Linked DNA regions of Homo sapiens: all the other regions are linked to region 1. A link is a loop called in an ENCODE intact Hi-C map of the cell type or tissue named here. Cell type or tissue: endothelial cell of umbilical vein. All regions are shown on one strand.

Region 1 (8,000 bases):
GAACAAGAAGAGAGTACTCAAAGCCTATGATGGCCTTGTTGAGCTGCCAGACCAACCCCAACATCACTCAAGAGAATTGTTGTGAGTTAGAAATGGGAGAGAAGTTGGGCATGTGTTTCATGCCTATAATTCCAGCACTTTGGGAGGCCGAGGCAGGCAGATCACTTGAGGCCAGGAGTTCGACACCAGTCTGGCCAACCTAGTGAAACCCTGTCTCTACTAAAAAATACAAAACTTACCCGGGCATGGTGGCATGCCTATAATCCCAGCTACTCTGGAGGCTGAGGCAGAAGAACTGCTTGAAGCCGAGAGGCAGAGGTTGCAACAAGCTGGGATCACGCCATTGCACTCCAGCCTGGGTGACAGAAAGAAGCTTGTCTCAAAAAAAAAAAAAAAAAGAAAGAAAAGAGAAGAAAAAATGGGAGAAAGACTTTCCTCTCCATACCTTATACCTCCTGGTATCTGGTACTTTTTGAACTTTGTTCTGTGTGCATGAATTGCCTATTCAAATAAAACTGTAATGCCTGAGGTTTTTTTGTTTGTTTGTTTGTTGTTGTTTTTTTTTGAGATGGAGTTTCACTCTTGTTGCCCAGGCTAGAGTGCAATGGTGTGATCTCGGCTCACTGCAACCTCTACCTCCCAGGTTCAAGCAATTCTCCTGCCTCAGCCTCCCGAGCTGGGATTACAGGCGCATGCCACCATGCCAGGCTAATTTTGTATTTTTAGTAGAGATGGGGTTTCACCATGTTGGCCAGGCTGCTCTCGAACTCCTGACCTCAGGTGATCTACCCGCCTCAGCCTCCCAAAGTGCTGGGATTGCAGGCATGGGCCACCACGCCTGAGATCTTATCAATCAAGTATTTAAACCAAAAATATTTTACATCTACATTTTTTTAGTGGAAATACAATTTTAAAAAGCACAGTTTAGCCAGGTGCAGTGGCTCACACCTGCAATCCCAGCACTTTGGAAGGCTGAGGCAGGCAGATCACCTGAGGTCTGGAGTTCAAAACCAGTCTGGCCAACATGGCGAAATCCTGTCTCTACTAAAAATACAAAAAAAAAGAAAAAAAAAATCAGCCAGGCATGGTGGCGGACGCCTGTAATCCCAGCTACTCGGGAGGCTGAAGCAGGGAGAAATGCTTGAACCCGGGAGGTGGAGGTTGCAGTGAGCCGAGATCGTGGCACTATACTCCAGCCTGGGTGACAGAGTGAGACTCGGGCTCAAAAAAAAAAAAAAAAGGCACAGTTTGAGGGTGGGGGCTCGCACATGTAATCCCAGAACTTTAGAAGGCTGAGGAGGGAGGATCTCCTAAGCCCAAGAGACCAGGCTGGGCAACAAAGTGAGATCTCATCTCTATAAAAACCAAACAAAACAGTCTGGTGAAAAATGCGATAGAATGAAGTATATTATAGACAAAAGGGACCTTCAGTATCAACTCTCACATATTGATTGTCGATGAAGAAAAGAGTCAAACTCTGTAAAATATTTGAAGAGACTTATTCTGAGCCAAATATGAGTGACCATGGCCAGTGACACAGCCCCAGGAAATCCTGAGAACGTGTGCTCAAAGTGGTCGGACTACAGCTTTTTATTACACATTTTAGAGAGACAGAAGACATCAAAAAATACATGTAAGATGTACATTGGTTCAGTGAGGGTGGATGGGGCGCTTCTACATCATGAGTGAATTCAAAGATTTTCTGATTGGGAGTTAGTTGAAAGAGTTTATCTAAAGACCTGAAATTTATAGAAGGGAGTGCCTGAATTAAGATAAGGGGTTGCGAAAACCAAGGTTCTTGTTATGCAGATAAAGCCTCCAGGTAGCAGGCTTCAGAAAGAACACATTGTAATTATTTCTGGGTCTCACTCCATCACCCAGGCTGGAGTGCAGTGGTGCAATCTCAGCTAACTGCAGCCTCAACCTCCCAGGCTCAAGCCATCCTCGCACCTCTCAGCCTCTGGAGTAGCTGGGATTACAGATGCGCGCCACTACGTCCTGGTAATTTTTGTATTTTTAGTAGAGACAGGGTTTCACCGTGTTGCCCAGACTTATCTCGAACTCCTGGGCTCAAGCAACCCACCTGCCTCGGCTTCCCAAAGTGCTGGGATTACAGGAGTGGGCCACAGCACCAGGTCAGATTGTAAAACTTTTAATTTTTATTTATTTTTTTTATTTTATTTTATTTTATTTTATTTTTTGAGACGAAGTTTCGCTCTTGTTGCCCAGGCTGGAGTGCAATGGTGTGATCTCGGCTCACTGCAACCTCCACCTCCCAGGTTCAAGTAATTCTCCTGCCTCAGCCTCCCAAGTAGCTAGGATTACAGGCGCCCACACCCCCACCCCATGCCTGGCTAATTTTTGTATTAGCCAGAGATGGGGTTTCACCATGTTGGCCTGGCTGGTCTCGAACTCCTGACCTTCAGGTGATTCACCTGCCTTGGCCTCCCAAAGTGCTGGGATTATAGGCGTGAGTCACCATGCCCAGCCAAAAATTTTATTTTTTACCTTTTTAAGGTGCAAGACTCTCAGTAAATTCTCTCCTGGTTAAGGAAAAATATCTGGAAAGGGAAGGGGATTCTCTACTGAAAGTAGATTTTCCCCACAAGAGACACCTTTGCAGGGCCATTTCAAAATGTGTCAAAAATATATATATATTTTTTGGGGTAAACTACTTCAATTTACTTCAGGGCCTGCTGTCTGTCATGTTGGTATCTTACTGCTACAAAAAGCCTTCTTTGTCAGACTTATGTTAATGCTGGTCAGATGTGCCTGAATCCCAAAGGGACTCTGTCCCAAAGGGAGGAGAGTATAATGAGGCTTGTCTGACCACCTGTTCCCATCATGACATGAACTAGCGTTTCAGGTAACTTTGGAATGCCCCTGGACAAGGAGGCATCCATTCAACTGATTGGGGAGCTTAGAATTTTATTTTTGGTCTACATGGTAAAGCTTAAAGTTGCGGAAATCATTATCCTCAGTCAAGCTAAAGCCTAGGTATCCAGACCTCTCTTTCACCTAATTTATTTGCAATTAATCCAAAGTTCTAGGCCAGGCACAGTGACTCACACCTGTAAACCCAGTCCTTTGGGAGGCGGAAGCATGGAGGATCACCCGAGGCCAGGAATTCAAGGCTGCAGTGAGCTAAGATTGCACCACTGCTCTCCCGCCTGGGTGACAGAGCAAGACCCTGTCTCTAAAAGAAATTTTTAAAACAAATAACAAAGTACTGGTTTATGCTGTATTTATAAAACAACATATGTAGTAAGATTTTCTTAGTTTTAGAACCCAGAAAGCTGTGCCAAATGCTTTGAGAGTTGACTTATTTCCTATTAGGTTTTTTAAATACTTGCAGTCCAGATACTGCTTTTAATTTTTTAAAAAACAGTATCCATACTTACAGGCTCTGATTAAGTTTCAAAGACTAAGCCTGCCATGCTTGTCGGTGTGTGATTCCTTCCTCTAAGATTCCAGACATTCCCGTCTCCAGGCATCACTGTGTCGGGGGAGCGCTGTGTGAAAATGGCTGTGATCTTTGTGCGGTTTGTCCGGTTATACCTCACTGGGACACCAGAGGGCGCAAGGAGGGCCAGCACTTGTTTTTCTTTAAATCTCGAATCAAAGTCCATGCAGAGAACAACAAAAGACCCGGAACACAGGGGCCTTGAGACAAAGGGACTCAGGGGAAAAGGCTGCACGCCCTGTTTTACTGAAGTGGAATTTGCTTCTTCACCCTCCTCACCTCCTCACCTCCTCCCCACCTTAAGGAACTAGAAATAAACAACTTAAGCTGCAAAATAATGAAATCTGGCTAACAAGGAAAACCAAACTAGAATACATTACTCAACATGTCATAGGCTAAGAGGACTATCACAAATGTACATTTGAGCTATTTGCTTTGCCTAATATTAATAACTTTAAAGAAAATTTTATTGTTTGCTTTTCTGAGTTCAATATATGCACATAGTAGAAAATTTAGAAAAGGTGGAATAGCAAAAAGAACAGCGATCATCAACACACTCTTAACCCAGATATAACTACTTTTAATATCTTCAGCTACTTCTTTCCAGATGTTTTCTTCTTTCTTTCTTCCTTTTTTTTTTTTTTTTTTTTGAGACGGAGTCTCACTCTGTCCCCATGCTGGAGTATAATGGCGCGATCTAGGCTCACTGCAACCTCCGCCTCCCAGATTCAAGTGATTCTCCTGCCTCAGCCTCCCGAGTAGCTAGGATTATAGGCACCCACCACCACGCCCAGCTAATTTTTGTATTTTTAGTAGAGACGGGGTTTCACTCTGTTGGCCAGCCTGGTCTCGAACTCCTGACCTCAAGTGGTCCTCCCGCCTCAGCCTCCCAAAGTGCTGGGATTACAGGCATGAGCCACCGCACCCAGCCACCAGACGTTTCCAGTACTTACAAATGCATAGAAAAAAAATGGGATTCTGCGTGCTATTTTGTGCTGGTTCTCTTCTTATTTTCTAGATCACTAACTTCATTTTATTGATAAATTCTGATAATAAAACTTTGCTAATCATATGAGTTAATCACAGGTAGGAGAATAAGAAATTTCAAAAGCTACAGGCAGCTTTTTTCCCAAAATAGCAGCAACTTGAATGCCAGACCTGAGTCATGCATTTGAAGCAGAAGTTTTTCTGTTGCTTTGTGTTTAGAAAACACGGAAAGACTAAAGAAAAGGCCTGTCGCAGTGGCTCACACCTGTAATCCCAGCACTTTGGAAGTCCAAGGCGGATCACAAGGTCAGGAATTTGAGACCAGCCTGGTCAACATGGTGAAACCCTATCCCTATTAAAAATACAAAAATTAGCCAGGCATGGTGGCCCGCACCTGTAGTCCCAGCTAATCGGGCAGCTGAGGCATGAAAATTGCTTGAACTTGGGAGGCGCAGGTTGCAGTGAGCCAAGGTCACACCACTGCACTCCAGCCTGGGTGACAGAGTGAGACGGGTCTCAAAAAAAAAAAAAAAATCCAAAGAAAAGAAGTAGAAACTGTTCCATCCCACCCCAAACAGGCTGAATAATTTGTCCTTCTGGGTAGCCTGAGGACTGAATGCCAAAGGGCCAGGGGGTGTGGGTCACCAGGACCCTTTGTTCCTCACACTGGGGCTAGTGTTTGCCTCAAAGCTAGACAGATCAGTAAAGCTATTAACCGGGATAGGTCAGCAGGTGGTCAGTAGGGCAGGAAAAAAGTCAGGAAAACGGAGGTCACTGATCTCCTGTTGGGTTGGGGCCAATGTTGGCAGGCAGGTTCCTTAAAGGACAGGAAGCTTAGGCCAGCCCAGGAACAGATAACTCTAAGGAAAGTGATGGCAAGATCTGAGGCCCTGAAAACCTCTGAGGGACACCTAATCACTAAGCCCACAGATTCCTTAATTTACAGCAACAGATAAAGGTGATGTTCTCGGCCACAGGAATTTAGTTAAATCACTGGAGCTGTCTGGCCTCAGTTTCCTTATCTGTATAACGAAAGGATCAAGAAGATAGGTAAGGTTCCTGTCAGTTCCTCAAAGATTGTGATGTTTAATTCTCCCCAGTCATGCATTATAATGAAAGGTGAAGACATTTCCTGCCCCCTGCCACTCCAGTCCCCTAAGCAGCAGCCCCTCCACCATATACTCTTTCCCGCATTGCCACTTTTCCCAAATTGCCACATGCTCTGAGCCTTTGTATTAATGTTTCTCTGTTCCCTAAGTGCTGGAAAACATTTCCCCCATTCTTTTTCTAAGTTCATCATCATTCTTTGGTGGCCCAGCTAAAAATAGGTCTTTCTTTGACCACTCCAGCCCTTCCCTCTCTGTAATCCCGTAGTATTCTGCACATACCTCCATCACTTTCTACCTCTGTAGCCTTCATCTTCCAGTGCCTCAGTTTCCTCACTGTAAAAAGGAGAAAATTATTATAGCAAACTCATAGGATTTAAATAAGGATTAAATGGTATTAAATAAAATGTATAGTAAGTCATTGGTTTGAACTGAGTTCCTACACTAGGCCCAACAGACAAACCAAAATAGAGTCACTCATGCTGGAGTTCCACACCACTAAGCTGAAAATAAGTTGTTTATCTGACCTTCCAAGAAATCAGGAGGGGGCGGAGCATGGTGGCTCACACCTGTAATCTCAGCACTTTGGGACGCCAAGGCAGGTGCTGAGCTTGAGATCAGGAGTTCAAGACCAACCTGGGCAACATGGAGAGCCCCCACCCCCCAACACCACCACCATCCCTCTACAAAAAATACAAAATATTAGTGGCATAGTGACGCGTGCCTCTGATCCCAGCTACTCCAGAGGCTGAGGTGAGAAGACCGGTTCAGGCAGGGATTGCAATGAGCTGTGATCACCCCAGCCTGGGTGACAGGGCAAGACCCTGTCTCAAAAAAAGGAGAGAAAAAAAAGAGAGAAAGAAATCAGCAGCGAGATATAATAGTCAAATCCCCAAGCAGGTCAGTTTTCGCTGGAATGATAAGAAGGTCCACTCTGCTTTAACCTTTAAACGGAAAGTAACTTTAAAGCACCAATCCACTTTGTGTTTTCTGTTTCTGCTTTGCTCAACCCTTTTTTGTCTATAAAGCCAACCTTGGCCAGGCAAGGTGGCTTATGCCTGTAATCCCTGCATTTTGGGAGGCCAAAGCAGGTGGATCACCTGAGGTCAGGAGTTTGAGACCAGCCTGGCCAACATGGTGAAACCCCGTCTCTACTAAAACTACAAAAAATTAGTTGGGCATGGTGGTGGGCACCTGTAATCCCAGCTACTCAAGAGGCTCAGGCAGGAGAATCTCTTGAACCTGGGAGGCAGAAGTTGCAGTGGGCTGAGGTTGTGCCACTGCACTCCAGCCTGGGCACCAAGAGCGGAACTCTGTCTCAAAAATAAAATAAAAGCCAAACTCTTCTGTTCAGCTCATTGAAATACTCATTCTATTTTATGGAATGAGATGTTGCCTGATTTTAGAATCACAAATGGAAGCCAATTAAGATCTTTAAATCTGTTATAACTTTGTCCTTGGACAATGGTTAATATTATATAAGGCACTTGAAGCCTAAGGCATAGCAGGCTCTCCATCAGCATGAGCTATGCCTCCACCATAGCACTTACCAAATTGTATTGTAACTATCAGTTAAAAGTCCACCTCCCTCAAGAAATTTGAGTTCCTTGAGGGCAAGAAGTGAGTCTTACTAATTTTTTGTGCCCAATGCCTATCTCCATGCTTGGCACAAAAGATAAATCAATAAAGATTTATTTTTTTAAATAAGGAGGGAAAGAAAAGACTAAGTGTTAGTCGAGCTGAAGGGAGACAGACTTTTGCCTCTCAGTTTTTTGTTTTTTGCTTTTTTTTTGAGACAGAGCCTCGCTCTGTCGCCCAGGCTGGAGTGCAGTGGCGTGATCTCGGCTTACTGTAACCTACGCCTCCAGGGTCCCAGTTCAAGCAATTCTCCAGTAGCTGGGATTACAAGTACATGCCACCATGCCCAGATAATTTTTGTATTTTTAGTAGAGACAGGGTTTCACCATATTGGCCAACCTGGTCTTGAATTCCTGACCTCGAGGTCCACCCACCTCCTCTCAGTTTTAACTTTAAATTATTATTTAAATAAATTAGAGGCTGGGCCCAGTGGCTCATGCCTATAATCCCAGCACTTTGGGAGGCCAAGGCAGGCAGATGATTTGAGGTCAGGAGTTTGAGACCAGCCTGACCAACATGGTGAAACCCCGTCTCTACTAAAAATACAAAAAACTTAGCCGGTCGTGGTGGTGCACACCTGTAATCCCAACTACTCAGGAGACTGAGGCAGAAGAATCACTTGAACCCAGGAGGTAGAGGATGCAGAGCCGATACGGCGCCAGTGCACTCCAGTTTGGGCAACAGAGTAAGACTCTGTCTCAAAAAATAATAAATAAATAAATAAATAAATAAATAAAGACTGGGGAATAGTGAAGTATGAGCATCCCGAATATCTTCCCCACCCCTCACTTTAATAATTTAAACAT
Region 2 (8,000 bases), 67 kb before region 1:
ACCTGCAGGCACAAGCAGGGCGCTTGGAGGCCCAGATAAGCAGCCTGGAACAGGAGTTAGCAATGGCTGTTAGTGCGATCTTCAGCCAGTCGTCCCAGTCAGACACTTCTGTTGGATCTGATGCTAAGGAGGAGGGGCTCCTTCCCTGCGGGCTCGCCCTGTGATCCGTCAGAAGGTAGAACATGAGGAGCCGATGGGACCCCAGGGGAGAGCCCAGGACCCCCCACAACAGTGGTGGAACACACTTCTTATAGTGCTTATACCCCCACTGAGTTGCAGGAGTTGAGTAAACAGTGTTGGCAGCGCCCAGGGGAGCCCCTGCCAGCCTGGCTACTCCGTTTTTGGGATGAGGGGGCTGATAGCATTTCTTGCTCTGCCTCCGAGATGGAGAAGCTGGCCTCTATTACAACTCACTCCTCCCTTCGTCAGACACTGCAGCTGTGCCAATCATTGGCACACGGGCAAGGTGTGGACATTAATAGAGTGGCTGATGGCAGCCATATGGACTGTTTGGAATGATGCCAGAGAGATATCAAAAATTGTGAGTAAATGGCAATCATATTCTGATTTGGTGCAGGTACTCTGGGAGATGGGCAGGTGACAGGCTATGTTTTATCTGAATATCCAGGGGCCAGAACGTTTTACCTCCCACATGAGGGATCTTGTGCTGGGCTCAGCGCCCCCGAGTGCTTTTGGCTAGAGTGCTTTTAGCACCCCCATATATGGGGCACCGCATATATGAAGTGACTACTGGCTGAGGTAGTAGACACAACACAGAGAAGCTCCCCACCTGGCTCTCAGCTACTATTGTTTGTGTAGGGTATAAATGTAACGCTGACCCTGTGAGGGGCTGCTGAATTGGCTTGTAGGCGATTGGCCCATTTGGGGCTAAGCGATGTGGCAAGACCTCTGGGAAATAGGTCATCAGAAATAGGTAACTATTATGTGTCAGGTCATGTGCCTTTGGCCACCCCCTGTAATGTTGAGGCGGATGCCTTAGCCAAGGTCTGATGGTTAGAGTCGGCACCTACACAAGATGTAGCTTTGTGGCTACACAGGAAACTGGGACAGTTTCTGAACTGATGTACTGAACTGATGTAACAGGTCAGTAGGTACTGGGGTCTGTCTTTGCCTTCGCAGGACACTTTGGAGGCCTGCCGGAAGTGCCAGGCATGCGCCCAGGCATACCCCAGACGGAGACAGCTGCCCACTGTAACACAGCGAGTGACGGTAGGATGGATGCCCTTGACCAGATGGCAAATAGATTACATTGGGCCACTTCCAAAAGCGCAGGGCTACACATATGCACTGACGGCTGTAGACACAGCCTCTGGCTTGTTGTTTGCCTACCCTTGCAGGGTGGCTAACCAGCAACACACCATTTGAACCCTGCAATACTTATGTGCTCTATATGGCCAACCCCTGGCTGTTGAAAGTGATAGGGGAACACGTTTCACTGGACAGCAGGTATAACAGTGGGCACTACAGATGGACATATGATGGGGGTTTCATGTTCCTTATAACCCACAAGCCACTGATTGAGCGATATAATGGACTCTTGAAGAACGGGTTACGGTAGCATGTTACTCCCCCATCTTTGCGGGGCTGGAGTTCAAGGTTGGACCTGGTGCTTCAAATTTTGAATGAGTTGCCACAGAAAGGCGGCCCAGCCCTGGTGGAGGCACTGTTACACCAGGCCGCCATGCCCGTCCATCTATACACATCTAGGATGACCTCCTCCGGCCAAGTATGGGGACAAATAGTAATCTATTGTTGCCTGCCCCAGTGCTCCTGAAGACAGGGGAACAGAAATCCTGGTGTCAGCCATGGAACCTCCAAGCCCTTAGGGGAGGGCCTGCGGTATGACTTACATGTTACTCCTTGGGTATTTAATGTGTATGTAGCCTCTACGATTGACCGTCATAGGGGAACAGCCAGGGAAGGGACCCTCCTTGGGGGGATATATGTACTGTCTGTGTGGCCTGTTGTGAGCTCTCCTGTGACTTTGGCACAAGTACAAGACCCAAAAGAACCACGGGGAGCCGAGAAGGTGTGGTTTCATCACCCAGGGCAGAAGCCCTTGGTGGCTGCATCGTTATCCAGAGATGAAAAGTTAGCCTGTATGTTGCCTGAGGGACGTGACTTGCCCTGTTAGTTCCTGTGCCTGTTTTGTCATTCCAGTGGTAGATTGGCGGCTCCAACAGCATCGTAGACTGGGCCCACACCTACGCCGAGGTGACCAATGTCTCCAACTGTTGGATCTGCACCGCCCTTCCAGCAGCAGCTGCAGACAGCTGGCCCTGGCATGTGCATCCAGCTTCTGTGAAGAACCGGACATAGCTAGAGACTTGAGGTCCCACAGACAATGCGTGGGATGCAACACAGTGGGCTTTGGATGGGGGCATGGCAAACCCCATGGCGAGCCTGCCCCCTGGCTGACTCGCAGTGTCCATGATGAATGGGGCTGGTTAATGGGAAACACATAGTGCCCCCATTGCAGGTACCATGATGTATAGAGAAGCACTGGGGTAATGTCACTGTAGGATGGTTGCCTGCTGAGGTTTGTGCAAATAAAACATGTGTCACCACACCAAGGGTGTGGAGGAACAAGCGACCTTACCAAGGCCGGGCCCCCATGGACTTTGTGCCCCCTGGGAATTTATGGGTCTGTGGGGACACAGGATGGCCAAATCTGCCAGCCAATTGGACTGGACGTTGTACCTGGGGGTGGCCTTATGTGCCTGCCATCATGCTTCCCACATTGCCTAGTTGCCCACATAATTGGGAGGCACTGCATTCCCACTTTTTCTGAGTGCAGGGCACCCCCTGGTGGTTTTATCCCTTAGCAATACGTATCCCTGGAGCAGGTGTCATTACTTTGGAAAAGCAGGTTACAGCCTTTGCAGAGCACACAGCTGGGGCCCTAAATTACACCCAAGTTGCTCTCCTTTTGTTAACTAATGAAGTTGACCAGGTCAGGAAGGTGGTGCTGCAAAACACGATGGCCTTAGACATAGCCTTAGACATGCAAGGACATAGGTGGCCCCTGTGCCTTGTAGGGACACAATGTTGTACATTTATCCCTGAAAACCACTGGAATGTAACGGCAGCTTTGCAAGGGGTGTCATAGGAGATTAAGGCAATTGAGCACCTTACTGATGACCCCCTACAGAGATGGTGGGCGTCTTTTGGGCTCTGGCCTATGTTGGGCTCTCATAATCATAAGTAGCATAGCAGGATATTCCTGGTAGGTTGTTGCTCTCTGTGTGGTTGCTGTGGCCTATGGGTCCAGGGTACTGCCATATGTGCACAGGTCCCCACCAAGAGGATCCCCTTGGCCTAGAGGATGGAGTGTAAGGAACATGGCTGTGCTGTAGCCAAGCAGGCATAGGGCAGCAGGCATAGGCCAAGGTAAACAGCCTAAATGACTCAGAGGGATTGGGGTGCACGCGCACACTCCCATGTCTCATACAATCATAGCCATGTAGACACAACATAGAGAAGCTCCCCACCTGGCTCTCAGTCACTAATGTCTGTGTAGGTATAAATGTAACACTGACCCTGTGAGGGGCTGCTGAATAAAGCCATGTCTCATCTACCTGCTGTTTCTTGAGTGTTCTTCCACTTTCCTGCCCACATCCGCCCATACCCCTCAGCCCTCAGCTGGCGCTGGAACCTGGCCCTGAGCATGACAGAGAGGCTGAGGCAGGAGGATTACTTTAACCCAGGAGATGGAGACCAGCCTGCGCAATATAGTGAGACCCTGCCTCTATAAATAATAAAAAAAAATTAGCCAGGCATGGTGGCACATACCTGTGGTCCCAGCTATTCAAGAGGCTGAGGTAGAACAATTGCTTGAGTCCAGGAGTCCAAGGCTGCAGTGAGCCGTGGACATGCCATTGCACTGCAGCCTGGGCAACAGAGTGAGACCCTGTCTCAAAAAGAAAGAGACAAGTTGAGAATTAAAAAGGAAAATTACATCTCACATTTAAGAATGATTGAAAAGAGGTTACATTTATAAAGTTAATTGATAGAGTCAAGTAGGAGTTGTGAATTTGCAGCATGAAGAGATAAAATTGTCAAGGCAATATTCCAAGTACTTATGTATCTTTGTTAAGCAAAGATACATTTACTTATCACTACTCAAGTCATAATTACACAACTCAAGTACATTATCATCTCTATCTAGAGCTTTGTCCAGGGAAAAAGAGATTCTCAGAAAACAGGACTCACCTGTGCTTCACCACATCTTGACAACATTATTATTTTACCCACACAGGGGTTAATATGTGTTCTGGAAACTGACCATATTCTTTATAAGTAATCCACAAAAAACTGAGACAAGGAAGGTTCAGAAATATATTTCTGAATATTGCCCTTCCCATATGGCCCTGCTTCGGTTCATATAACTCCATGTTATATGTTTCCAGCAGAATCTTTTGTTTTAAGACCTTCCACTGCAACAAGGCAATTTATAGACAAGCCTGTCTGTGAACAGGTGACGGGCTGGACACGGACTAGCCATATAGCATGAAACCCTTCTGCAACACTAACCACCTCACGTATAATGGAATTTGGCTTTGGCAGTTAAATCTTGGACTCATTCCAGAAGATTTAGTTCAGGAAATACCACAGGTTCTCACGACCGTGCAGCAGCTTCACTTTTAAGGCCAGACGGGGTTTAGTGTCAGGAATGCAGACACCGGGTGTCAGAAAATTTCCAGACGGCCACCAGATGGCCTCACTGTTCAGAACCACATTATACTGTATGTTTAAGTTACAGTTTTAGTCCTTGAAGCCAGATGATGGGCCCAGATGTATATTTTAAAGGTTGCTATTAAAATCATAATCATCAAGTGACAGATTTTTTTGTTATTCACTAGGTTTTTAACCTAGTTTACCAATAACAATGCGGGTGTCTAATTTCTAGAATCTCCAGGGGAAGGAAATAGAATATTACACATTTTTTACTCTAATCTTAGAGCCAAAGTATTTCCTGTACAATGTTATATACTTTTGTTGAGTTTCCTTGGAATCTGGATGACATTATTGACCATAGTGATCAACCTACTATTTAATGAGTGTATTTTTTAAAAAGTGATATGCTGAAAGTCCTTTAAACATATTATAAATTGTTTCTGCAAAAGGTTGCAATTAGTTTTAGACTAACAGACAAGATGAGAATATCCATCACCTGTACTTCATCATCATTCAGTATATCAATTTTTTTTTTTTTTTTTTGAGATGGAGTCTCACTCTGTCACCCAGGCTGGAGGGCAGTGGCACGATACTGACTCACTACAACCTCTGCCTCCTAGGTTCAAGCGACTCTCCTGCCTCAGCCTCTGAAGTAGCTGAGATTACAGGCACCTGCCACCGCACCCAGCTAAGTTTTCTATTTTCAGTAGAGACGGGGTTTCACCATGTTGACCAGGCTGGTCTCGAACTCCTGACCTCAGGTGATCCGCCTACCTTGGCCTCCCAAAATGCTGGGATTACAAGCTTGAGCCACTGCGCCTGCCCCAGTATATCATTTTTTTTAATATTTATTTTGTGTACAATATTCCCTAGGGTTTGGGTGAAATCTCATATCACATGCTATGAGCTAGGGAATCAGCTTAATTGGAAAAAGAAGAAATTTTCAAGGCCAGGTTCAGCTTGACAAAAGCCCCCCGCAGTTGCTCCTGTAATCTATAAAGAGGCATATCAGGGATGTTGGCTGGCTCTTCCTCCTTCTATGATAAGCATGAGAGAACAGCCTTATCAGTATACCAAGCAGTGTGGTTTAGGGTTGCCTGCTATTTACAAGAGTTATTTAGAATGCCAGACACTCAGCACCTAGGGACTCTGGAGCCTGTAGGATGTTTCAGCCCATTGCCAACATGTCCTCGGCAGGGAATGAAAGCACCAGTTACATGAGAAGACGAGCTTGGGCACTGCCCCTCCAACTGAGAGAAGGGCAAGACCCCGAGTCCTAATTACCCTTTGGCCAGGCCACCCAGATAAGCTCACTGGGTTATGTGGGACAATTATACTCCCTGCATAAAATTTAGCCATTTGATTAAGCAAAAAGCAGAAATAAACATTTTTACTTTTATTTCTTTGATTACTAACTTATATGTGCTTTTTTACATTTTTATTGACCAGTTGTATTCTTTCAGTGATAGATTTATACACTTTGCCCACTTTTCTTTGGAGATATTAATATTTTACTCTTTAATTCATAAAATAATTATTATATAGAATGTCTTTTAATCCAATAAGATCACCATGTAGTTTTTCTTGTTAGATCTATTGATAACATATTTTGCATTAATACAGAGAATATTTGTTGATTGTTTCCTCAGTATCCACACTCGCCCCTTCCCTGTAGTATCCTAATGCTTGTTTGGGGATCCAAGTGGTACCAGAAAAGCTGATTAGACCCCCAACTCCAGGTGGGACATAGACCTTGACCAACCAAGTCATGGCCCTCACCAACACGGTTGGTATAAGGGTGAGCATGTGACCCAAATCATTCTAATCAGGGGAAAACTCAAGATTCTTGCTATAAATGCTGACACAGAGAGACAATCCCTACTTCTTGCTAAATAAAAATATTGAAGCACACAACCTCAGAAGCCACTGGCAGCCAACCTGGGGACTCGGTTTAGGATGAAAGTCATAGCAAAGAAGACAGGGCAGATAATAAATAGTTTTTGGCATAATATTATGGAGCTACCAGATCAAGCCTCACCTGAGGGGACCCTACTAATGGATATTTTAGTTCCATGAAGCCAAGAAGATATACTGAGCAGTACACACTGGAATAGCCATCCCTGTCATCCATGGGTGACATCATTCTTTTTTTTTTTTTAATTTTATTTTAAGTTCGGGGGTACATGTGCAGGATGTGCAGGTTTGATACACAGGTAAATGTGTGCCATCCCCTAGGTATTAAGCCCGTCATGCATTAGCTATGTTTCCTGATGCCCTTCTCTCACCCCTCCCCCTCCCCCGACAGGCCCCAGTGTGTGTTGTTCCCCTCCCTGTGTCCATGTATTCTCATTGTTCAGCTCCCATTTATAAGTGAGAACATGCAGTATTTGGTTTTCTATTCCTGCATTAGTTTGCTGAGGATAATGGCTTCCAGCTTCATCCACGTCCCTGCAAAGGACATAATCTCGTTCCTTTTTATGGATGCATAGTATTCCATGGTACACATGTACCACATTTTCTTTATCCAGTCTATCACTGATGGGCATTTGGGTTGATTCCATATCTTTGCTATTGTGAATAGTGCTGCAATGAACATACATGTGCATGTATCTTTATAACAGAATGATTTATATTCACATCATTCTTATTACTCAGATGCCTACTCTAATTGGTTAATACCTATGCTGTAGTGGCTGTTAAATATTTTTAATATCATCCTTATATGTACCAGGAATTATCCTTTATTATTAAGCTAGTTTGAGTAAGGTTTGGCTTTTGGGTTTTGTTGTGTTTTTTTCTTTTTCATCTACAGCATATTCAGTAGTACCTCTAAGACACCGATTTTTTCAAAGTTTAATAGAAGCTTTCATTAGGCTGGGGCTGGTGGCTCACACTTGTAATCCCAGCACTTGGGGAGGCTGAAGTGAGAGAATTGCTTGAGGCCAGGAATTCAAGACAAGCCTGGGCAACATAGTAAGACCCCATCTCTACAAAAAAATTTCAAAATTATCCAGGTGTGGTACTGTGCACCTGTAGTCCTAGCTACTTCGGAGGCTGAAGGAGGAGAATCACTTGAACCCAAGAGTTGGAGGTTACAGAGGGCTATGATTGTGCCACTGCACTACAGCCTGGGCAACAGAGTGAGAGCTTGCCTCAAAAAATAAAAATAATAACAATAGCAGCCGGGCGCGGTGGCTCACGCCTGTAATCCTAACACTTTGGGAGGCCAAGGCGGGTGGATCACGAGGTCAGGAGTTCAAGACCAGCCTGGCCAATATGGTGAAACTCCGTCTGTACTAAAA
Region 3 (8,000 bases), 51 kb before region 1:
TATATATATATATATATATATACACACACACAAAATATGTGTGATTCAACTGTTTATGTCATCAGTAAGGCTTCTGGTAAACAGTGAGCTATTCGTAGTTAAGTTCTGGGGGAGTCAAAAGTAATTTAAAAATTTTCAATTCTCCAGGGTCAGCAACCCTAACTCCCACATTGTTCAAGGGTCGGCTGTAGACAGACCCACATCTACATCTATGTATACAAACTGGAGCTAGTTCAGGGTACAATGGCCCAGACTAGTTTGAAGCTATTTTAGGGCAAAGCCCGTAGTTTTAAGCAGAAGGACTTAAACCCATAACATATGGGGAACAGTTGATAGAATTAAAGATGCCCATTGTAAAGAAGAAAAGATTTGGTGGCAGGAGTGGAGGGTGGGGTTCCAGTGGGAGTATAAATATAATGGTCTTCATATATTTGAAAGCTATCATATAGAAGGGAAATTGGCCTTGTTCTAAATGGCATATATAAGGTAAGAACCAGAACCAATAGGTGGAAGCTTTAAGAAAGCAAATGTGGACCTTCTAATGGAGGTGGCCCCATTTAGGTCAGACCACCACTGGCAGTGTCTTCGTGCGAATAATGAACAGCAGGGATTTTGATGGAGGGTATTTGAGAATCCACAGGATGATTCATCTAGAAGACCTTTAATGTCCTTCCCAATCTTAAAATTTAATGATGCAAAGAAAGATTTAGGAGGAAACTATGAAAACATGACAACTAAATGTAATGTGGGACCAAAGGTTGGATTCTGACCACAAAAAGAACATTCGTTAGGAAAATTGAGGAACCTCAAAATTTGAATAAGGTCTATAGATTGGTTAATAATATTGTATCAGCCAGGCGCAGTGGCTCATGCCTGTAATCCTAGCACTTTGGGAGGCTGAGGCAGGTGGATCACCTGAGGTCAGGAGTTCGAGACCAGCCAGGCCAACATGGTGAAACCCTGTCTCTACTAAGACTACAAAAATTAGCTGGGAGTGGTGGTAAGAGCGTGTAATCCCAGCTACTAGGGAGGCTGAGGCAGGAGAATTGCTTGAACCCGGGAGGCAGAGGTTGCAGTGAGCTGAGATCAAGCTACTGTACTCCAGCCTGGGCGACAGACGACAGACTCTGTCTCGAAGAGACTGTCTCAAAAAAAAAAAAAGTATCAATGTTACTTACTTTCCTAGTTTTAGTAGTTATATTATGGTTATATAAGAAGTGAACATTAGGAGAAGCTGAAGGAAGAATATATGGGACTCACTGTACTATTTTTGCAACTTTTCTGTAATCATAAAATTATTACAAAATAAAAACTTTTTAAACACTATCTCTGCTATTTATTAGCATCATTGTATTGCACAAGTTGGTTAACTTCTCTGACATACAATTTCCTTATTTTTGTAGAATAAAGATAAAATTCCTGTATTGCAGAATTGTTAGAATTAAATGAAAGAATATTGCAATGCACTTTGTCAGAGTGCCTGCACATAGTGACTGTTCAATAAAGGTGATTATTACTTTAAAAAAATTAAATAACAATATCAAAAACTTTAAAAACAAGTCTATAATACCAAAGTTCTAGACAATAGTGTGTTGCCCACCTATTCCTCAGGACTAGCCTCTCTGGAATTTACCTAAAATTATTGTTTACTTATTAAGTTTATCAAATGAGCTAAGCTCATTAGTGTACAAACAGAAAACAGTTTCATGTTTCTCTGATAACCCCTTCAGAATATGATACATCACAGCATCCTTCCCCAGCTCTGGGCAATATCTTGGGCTTATCTCATAGATTTTGAAATTACTTTCAAGAATGAAAACTCATTAAACATTTCTATTAAAAACTTCAGGCCAGGCACCGTGGCTCATATGTGTATTCCCAGTGCTTTGGCAGGCCAGGGTAGGGGGATTGCTTAAGGCCAGGAGTCCAACACCAGCCTGGGCAACATAGCAAGACCCCATCACTACAAAAAACTTAAAATTAGCTTGGTATGGTGGTGCATTCTTGCAGTCCTAGCCACTCAGGAGGCTGAGGCAGAAGGATCTCTTGAGCCTAGGAGTTTGAGGTTATAGTGAGCTATGATCAGACCACTGCACTCCAGCCTGGGCAATTGAATGAGACCCTGTCCCTGAAAATAAAAGGAAAGAAAAAAAAATACTTCAATCGTGTACTCAGTGCAGTCTCAGCCTGGTGTGGTGACCTACAGCATGGGAAGGAGGAACTGTCTGCTCTTCTTCCAACTCTTTCACATGGCTCCCTCTTGCTCTGCTGTGTCTGGGCTCTCCAGGGTCCAGTCAGGGAGCAGGGGGATTAAGGGAAGAAGGGCAAATATATCTTTGTGGCAGATGCTCTTGTAATACAGTATACCATGGCCTTGCAGTAGGAGGAGCCCAGATGCTGGCTCTCTCCAATGGGAAGCATTTGTGGGGCTTTTGAAGGCTCTCTGTGGGGACCATCTGGCTGAAAAACTCCCTTCAAAGTCAGTGCACTCTCCCACTTCTCCCAGAAGTTTCTTTTTTTTTTTGAGACAGAGTCTCCTTCTGTTGCCCAGGCTGGAGTACAGTGGTGCAATCTCAGCTCACTGCAACCTCCTCCTCCCAGGTTCAAGAGATTCTCCTGCCTCAGCCTCCCGAGTAGCTGGGATTACAGACATGCGCCATCACACCCAGCTAACTTTTGTATTTTTAGTAGAGATAGGGTTTTGTCATGTTGGCCAGGCTGGTTTCAAACTCCTGACCTCAAGTGACCACCCACCTTGGCCTCCCAAAGTGCTGGGATTACAGGCATGAGCCACCATGCCCAGCCTTCTCCCAGAAGTTTCTTGCAAATTTCTCAGCTCCTGCTCAGAAGTACAGCATATAACAGCTCATTGCTGGAGTCCCTTCACCCCATAGGCAGCACTTCTGATTCAAGGCCAGCTGTTTTCCATTGTAGTGCCTCGGAAACGCATGCCCTCACCACTACAAATTCTGGCTGTGTAAACAGGTTCCACTATGACCCTCTCATTTAGGATTCCCTGGTGGTTTCAACCAACACCCACCCCCCCAAATTCCAGACTCACCAGGCAGGAAGCAAACCCTAGTTTCCATTCATTTATGTCCCTAAATGCCGGAAGACACAAACCCACTCCTTCATAATCTCTCCTCCTCCACTCTACTCCAATCCCAGGACACCACAGGAGCCCTGAACTCTCTCAAGAGTTTCCCCAGAGGAAGAGAACAGGAAATGCCATGACACTATCCCTACCCCAAGGCCACTTTCTAATCCCCTTCCTCCTTTTCAGCTGGAGGATATGACTGAGGTTGATAATCACCATACTAGTTTTGCTGTCGCTTCATAATTTCTGCATGGATATGTCTGTGCTAATATCCTATTCAGAAATCTGGGGATAATTATCACCTCTTGCTCTCAACTTTGGGGATTCAGATAAAATTTCAAGACACCATGAAAAGTCCCATTTGATATTCTGTTACACTTAAAACACACCATGACGCTTTCCATATGAGCTCTCCGCCCTCGTCAGGGCTGTCTGCAGATGACACAATGGGAAACAGAGAAGCTGTGACTATTGGCAGAGTACTGCGTCTGGGCTGCTGAGATAAGACTTTTGGAAAGATTCAAACCACAGGCTTTTGCAATAGTTACACAATCACTTCCACCCCACCCTCAAGCTGAATGTCTTCCAGAAAGCAGAACATTCTTTAGGAGGTGATTATATAACTAAAACAGAAAAGGTTGTAACTGATGTGTGGGAATATCATTTAAGGGTTTGAAAATATATCAAATCAGAATGAAACACTTAATTAGGACAGGATAGCTTTTTATAGTTAAAGGTGATGCTGTAGAGAGGGGATTTAAATCATTCTGAATTACCCAAGGACTACCTTATGGAAACTACAGGGAAGCCAGTTTGGGACTCAAAAATATGCATTCATTCATTCACTCATTCATTCACTGAGTTCCTGCAAGGCTTCAGGCTCTGAGTTGGGGCTGATGTTGACGCAATGGTTAAGATTTGTTCCCTGCCCTCAAAAGAACTCAAAGAAAATCTCCATAACAGAATAAGGTGCCACCAGAGAAGAAATCATTATTCGAAAAAGATACTTGCACACGCATGTTTATAGCAGTACAATTTACAACTGCAAAATCGTGGAACCACCCCAAATGCCCATCAATTGATGAGTGGATAAAGAAACTGTGGTATATATATATATATATATATATATATATATATATATATATATATATATATATATATATGATGGAATACTATGCAGCCATAAAAAGGAATGAATTAACAGCATTTGCAGTCACCTGGATGAGACTGGAGACTAATACTTTAAGTGAAGTAACTCGGGAATGGAAAACCAAACATCGTAAGTTCTCACCGATATGTGGGAGCTAAGCTATGAGGATGCAAAGGCATAAGAACGATACAATGGACTTTGACGACTTGTGGGAAGACAGAGAGGGGTGAGGGATAAAAGACTACCACTATGGTGCAGTGTATACTGCTTGGGTGATGGGTGCACCAAAATCACACAAATCACCCCAAAGAATTTACTCATGGCCGGGCGTGGTGGCTCACGCCTGTAACCCCAGCACTTTGGGAGGCCAAGGTAGGCAGATCACCTGGGGTCAGGAGTTTGAGACCAGCCTGGCCAACATGGTGAAACTCCGTCTCTACTAAAAATACAAAAATTAGCCAGGTGTGGTGGCGGATACCTGTAATCCCAGCTACTCAGGAGGCTGAGGCAGAAGAATCACTTGAACCCAGGAGGCAGAGGTTGCGGTGAGCCGAGACCGCACCATTGCACTCTGGCCTGGGCAACAAGAGTGAAATTCCATCTCAAAAAAAATTTAAAAAGAGAACTTAGTCACATAAGCAAATACCACCTGTATTCCAATAACTTATGGAAAATTTTTGAAAATTAAAAAAGAAAAAGAAAAAAATTTTTTTAATCATTAAAAAAACTCATTTACATATTTTTTTAAAAAATAAGTACTGAGATCCCCTAAGGATCTGCCATATATGTATCCTGGAAGACCAATGAAGAGGGAGGATTCAAGTTCAAAGAGCAGGAGAAGAGAAGCAGTGAAACAACTGATCTTTAGGGTGCCTTCTATCCTTGCAAACCTGAGGCTCTGTTTGTGCTCTGGAACGCTCAGACATAAGCCATGATGTCCTGCTGGCTATGTGCTGAAGGAGCTGACTTGGTCCGTTGGATGTTTGCTGCACAGGAGGTTTTTGCAGAGTAGGACTGGCTAGGTTAAAAAAAAAAAAAGAAAGAAAGGAAAAAAAATAGCTCTCAACTTCTAGCTCCTCCTACCTAGCTAATCCCAGAGCATCTAGCAAGTGAGACAAGAGGTAGAGAGTGGGGCTGGGCATGATGGCTCATGCCTGTAATCCCAGCACTTTGAGAGGCTGAGGCGGGTGGATCACCTGAGGTCGGAGTTCACAACCAGCCTGGCCAACATGGTGAAACCCTGTCTCTACTAAAAATACAAAAAAAATGAGCCAGGCATGGTGGTGGGTGCCTGTAATCCCAGCTACTAGGGAGACGAGGCAGGAGAATTGCTTGAACCCGGGAGGCAGAGGTTGCAGTGAGCCAAGATCGCGCCATTGCACTCCAGCCTGGGCAATAAGAGCAAAACTCAGTCTCAAAAACAAACCAACAAACAAAAAAAGGTGGAGAGTGGAAGAAAAAGGCAGATCTTACCTCCTCCTTTCCTACTTCAAGCCTCTGGGAGAACATGGGAGGAGAGGTTTATAATTAGAGATGTGATTAAAGTTTTTATTTTGATTAAATAAAATTAATTTCAGACAGGCAATAGAACCAACAGTGCATAGTCCAACATCAGAGGTGTGTTCACTAAAATGCAGAGGACAATCAGTAACAGGAGTTCCATCAAGCAGACCTCATGCAGGCAGAGGGAATTCAGGTAGCTGGTGAGGAACGGAAATGCTTAAAAATGGTCTACATGTGCTTGCACTGAAACACACAACAAGGGACAAAGATTTGTGAAATGTGTCCAACAATGCTAAATGAGACTTTTCCTGCCTCTACATTGTGACTAAGAGAGTAAGATCTGGACACATCAAGAAATCCACCTCCAGCCTAGAGCCTATATATAAGAAAGAGTGAGGACAACAAAGTTGTCAATCCGTGGTATAAAAAAACATGCTGTTGGCCGGGGGCAGTGGCTCACACCCATAGTCATGATTACAGTCCCAGCACTTTGGGAGGCCAGGCGGGTGGATCACCTCAGGTCAAGAGTTTGAGACTAGCCTAGCCAATATGGTGAAACCCCATCTCTACTAAAAATACAAAAATTAGTTGGCATGGTGGTGCATGACTGTAATCCCAGCTATTCGGGAGGCTGAGGCAGGAGGATCACTTGAACCCGGGAGGCAGAGGTTGCAGTGAGCCAAAATCGCACCACTGCACTCCAGCCTGGGCGACAAGAGTGAGACTCCATCTCAAAAAGAAAAAAAAAAAAAAGAAAAGAAAAAGGAAAACATTCTGCTGCCTTCCCAAACCATGCAGGAGGAGTCGCAAGAGAAGCAATGGTAGAGAATGGAAGCAGACAGTCCCTGCCAAAAAAAGAACACCATCTCACCATCCTCTTACCTGCCTGCTTACTAAAAGGCAGAACTGGTAGACCCAGTGAGAAAATCTGAGAGTACATTAGTTTTCTACTGCTGCCATTAAAAAATTGCCACAAATTTAGTGGCTTAAAACAACACAAATGTATATCTGTAGAACAGAAATCTAGTAGGGATCTCTAAATCTAAATCTCTAGTAGGAATCTAAAATCAAGGTGTCAGCAAACTAAGCGGACTTCTAGAAGCTCTATGGAATAATCTGTCTCCTGATCAGTTAGGTTGTTGGCAAAATTCAATTACTTGCAGTTGTGGGATTGAGATACATGTTTTCTCTTTTTTTTTTTTTTTTTTTTTTTCTCAAGACAGAGTCTCACTCTGTTGCCCAGGCTGGAGTGCAATGGCGCAATCTTGGCTCATTGCAAACTTCACCTCCTGGGTTCAAGCGAGTTTCCTGCCTCAGCCTCCCAAGTAGCTGAGATTACAGGTGCCTGCCACCTCGCCTGGCTAATTTTTGTATTTTTAGTTGAGACAGAGTTTCACTATGTTGGTCAGGCTGGTCTCGAACTCCTGCCCTCAAGGGATCCACCCGCCTTGGCCTCCCAAAGTGCTGGGATTACAGGCATGAGCCACCACACCTGGCCGAGATACATGCTTTCTTGTTGGCTGTAGCTCAGGGCCATTATCAGCTCCTAGAGGCTATTCACTGACTTGGCCTGTGGCTGTCTTCCTCCATCTTCAAGTCAGCAATGGTGGGGAACGTATTTCTCATGTCATATGTCTCTGCCCTTTTTCTGTAGTCACATCTCTCTCCCTGACTATAGCCATCTAAAAAGGTGCCCCACTTTTAAGGACACCTGTGGTGAGTTAATTAGACTGGGGCCACATAGATAATCCAGGATAATCTCCCCCACTCAAGGTCCATAACCTCAATCACATCTGCAAAGCCCCTTTTGCCAGGTAAGGTAACATATTCACAGGTTCCAGAGATCAGGGTGTGGACATCTGTGAGACACAATTATTCTGCCTACCACAGAGGACTGACCTGTGTTCCCTGGAGTTCGGGAAGTGCAGAGACTGGTGCCTGATTCTCCCCTAGAAAAGTCCAAGAGGGAGAGGCTGGCTGGCGCTGTCTATAATGAAGAAGAAAGAGAGAGCATCACACTTTCAGAGCTTAGTGAGGCAAAATGCAGAGCAGATGCTGCAGAGACCCCACCCAAGAAGGCTGCTGACCAGTGTCCAGCCAGAAAGAGGTGACGTACTGTAAACTGCTGAAGTAGGGACGAGGGCATGTCATAAGAGGGCAGCAAGAGAGGACCTCACCATATCAGGAAATTTTGCGCTATCAGAGGTCTCCAACAGAGAGTCTCCAAAGAACCCACAAAACCCCTTATTG

Evidence for each region. Peaks named below come from ENCODE experiments on the same cell type or tissue, not always from the same donor. Only the 100,000 strongest peaks of a DNase experiment are listed, where the experiment ranks them.
Region 2: a loop joins it to region 1, with 8 times the contacts of the local background. A loop is called at or near these places in 32 of 110 quality-filtered maps.
Region 3: a loop joins it to region 1, with 4 times the contacts of the local background. A loop is called at or near these places in 31 of 110 quality-filtered maps.

The regions. Positions count from the first base shown.
Region 1 is chr12:98,487,593-98,495,592 of GRCh38, forward strand. LINC02453 (long intergenic non-protein coding RNA 2453) reads right to left here. Exons shown (of 4, transcript NR_038383.1): 3 at 5,839-5,892. Among named protein-coding and RNA genes, the nearest start is that of TRD-GTC1-1, 12 kb to the right of the region's middle. RefSeq lists a silencer at 2,939-3,233. In endothelial cell of umbilical vein, a CTCF peak has its summit at 3,560 (motif pointing right); a DNase peak (open chromatin) is centred at 3,579; H3K27ac peaks cover 738 bases.
Region 2 is chr12:98,420,278-98,428,277 of GRCh38, forward strand. No RefSeq gene overlaps it. Among named protein-coding and RNA genes, the nearest start is that of TRD-GTC1-1, 79 kb to the right of the region's middle. In endothelial cell of umbilical vein, CTCF peaks have their summits at 2,846 (motif pointing left) and 4,730 (motif pointing right); a DNase peak (open chromatin) is centred at 4,694; H3K27ac peaks cover 1,108 bases.
Region 3 is chr12:98,436,636-98,444,635 of GRCh38, forward strand. No RefSeq gene overlaps it. Among named protein-coding and RNA genes, the nearest start is that of TRD-GTC1-1, 63 kb to the right of the region's middle. In endothelial cell of umbilical vein, no CTCF peak of the experiment used is centred here; DNase peaks (open chromatin) are centred at 2,956 and 3,566; H3K27ac peaks cover 1,870 bases.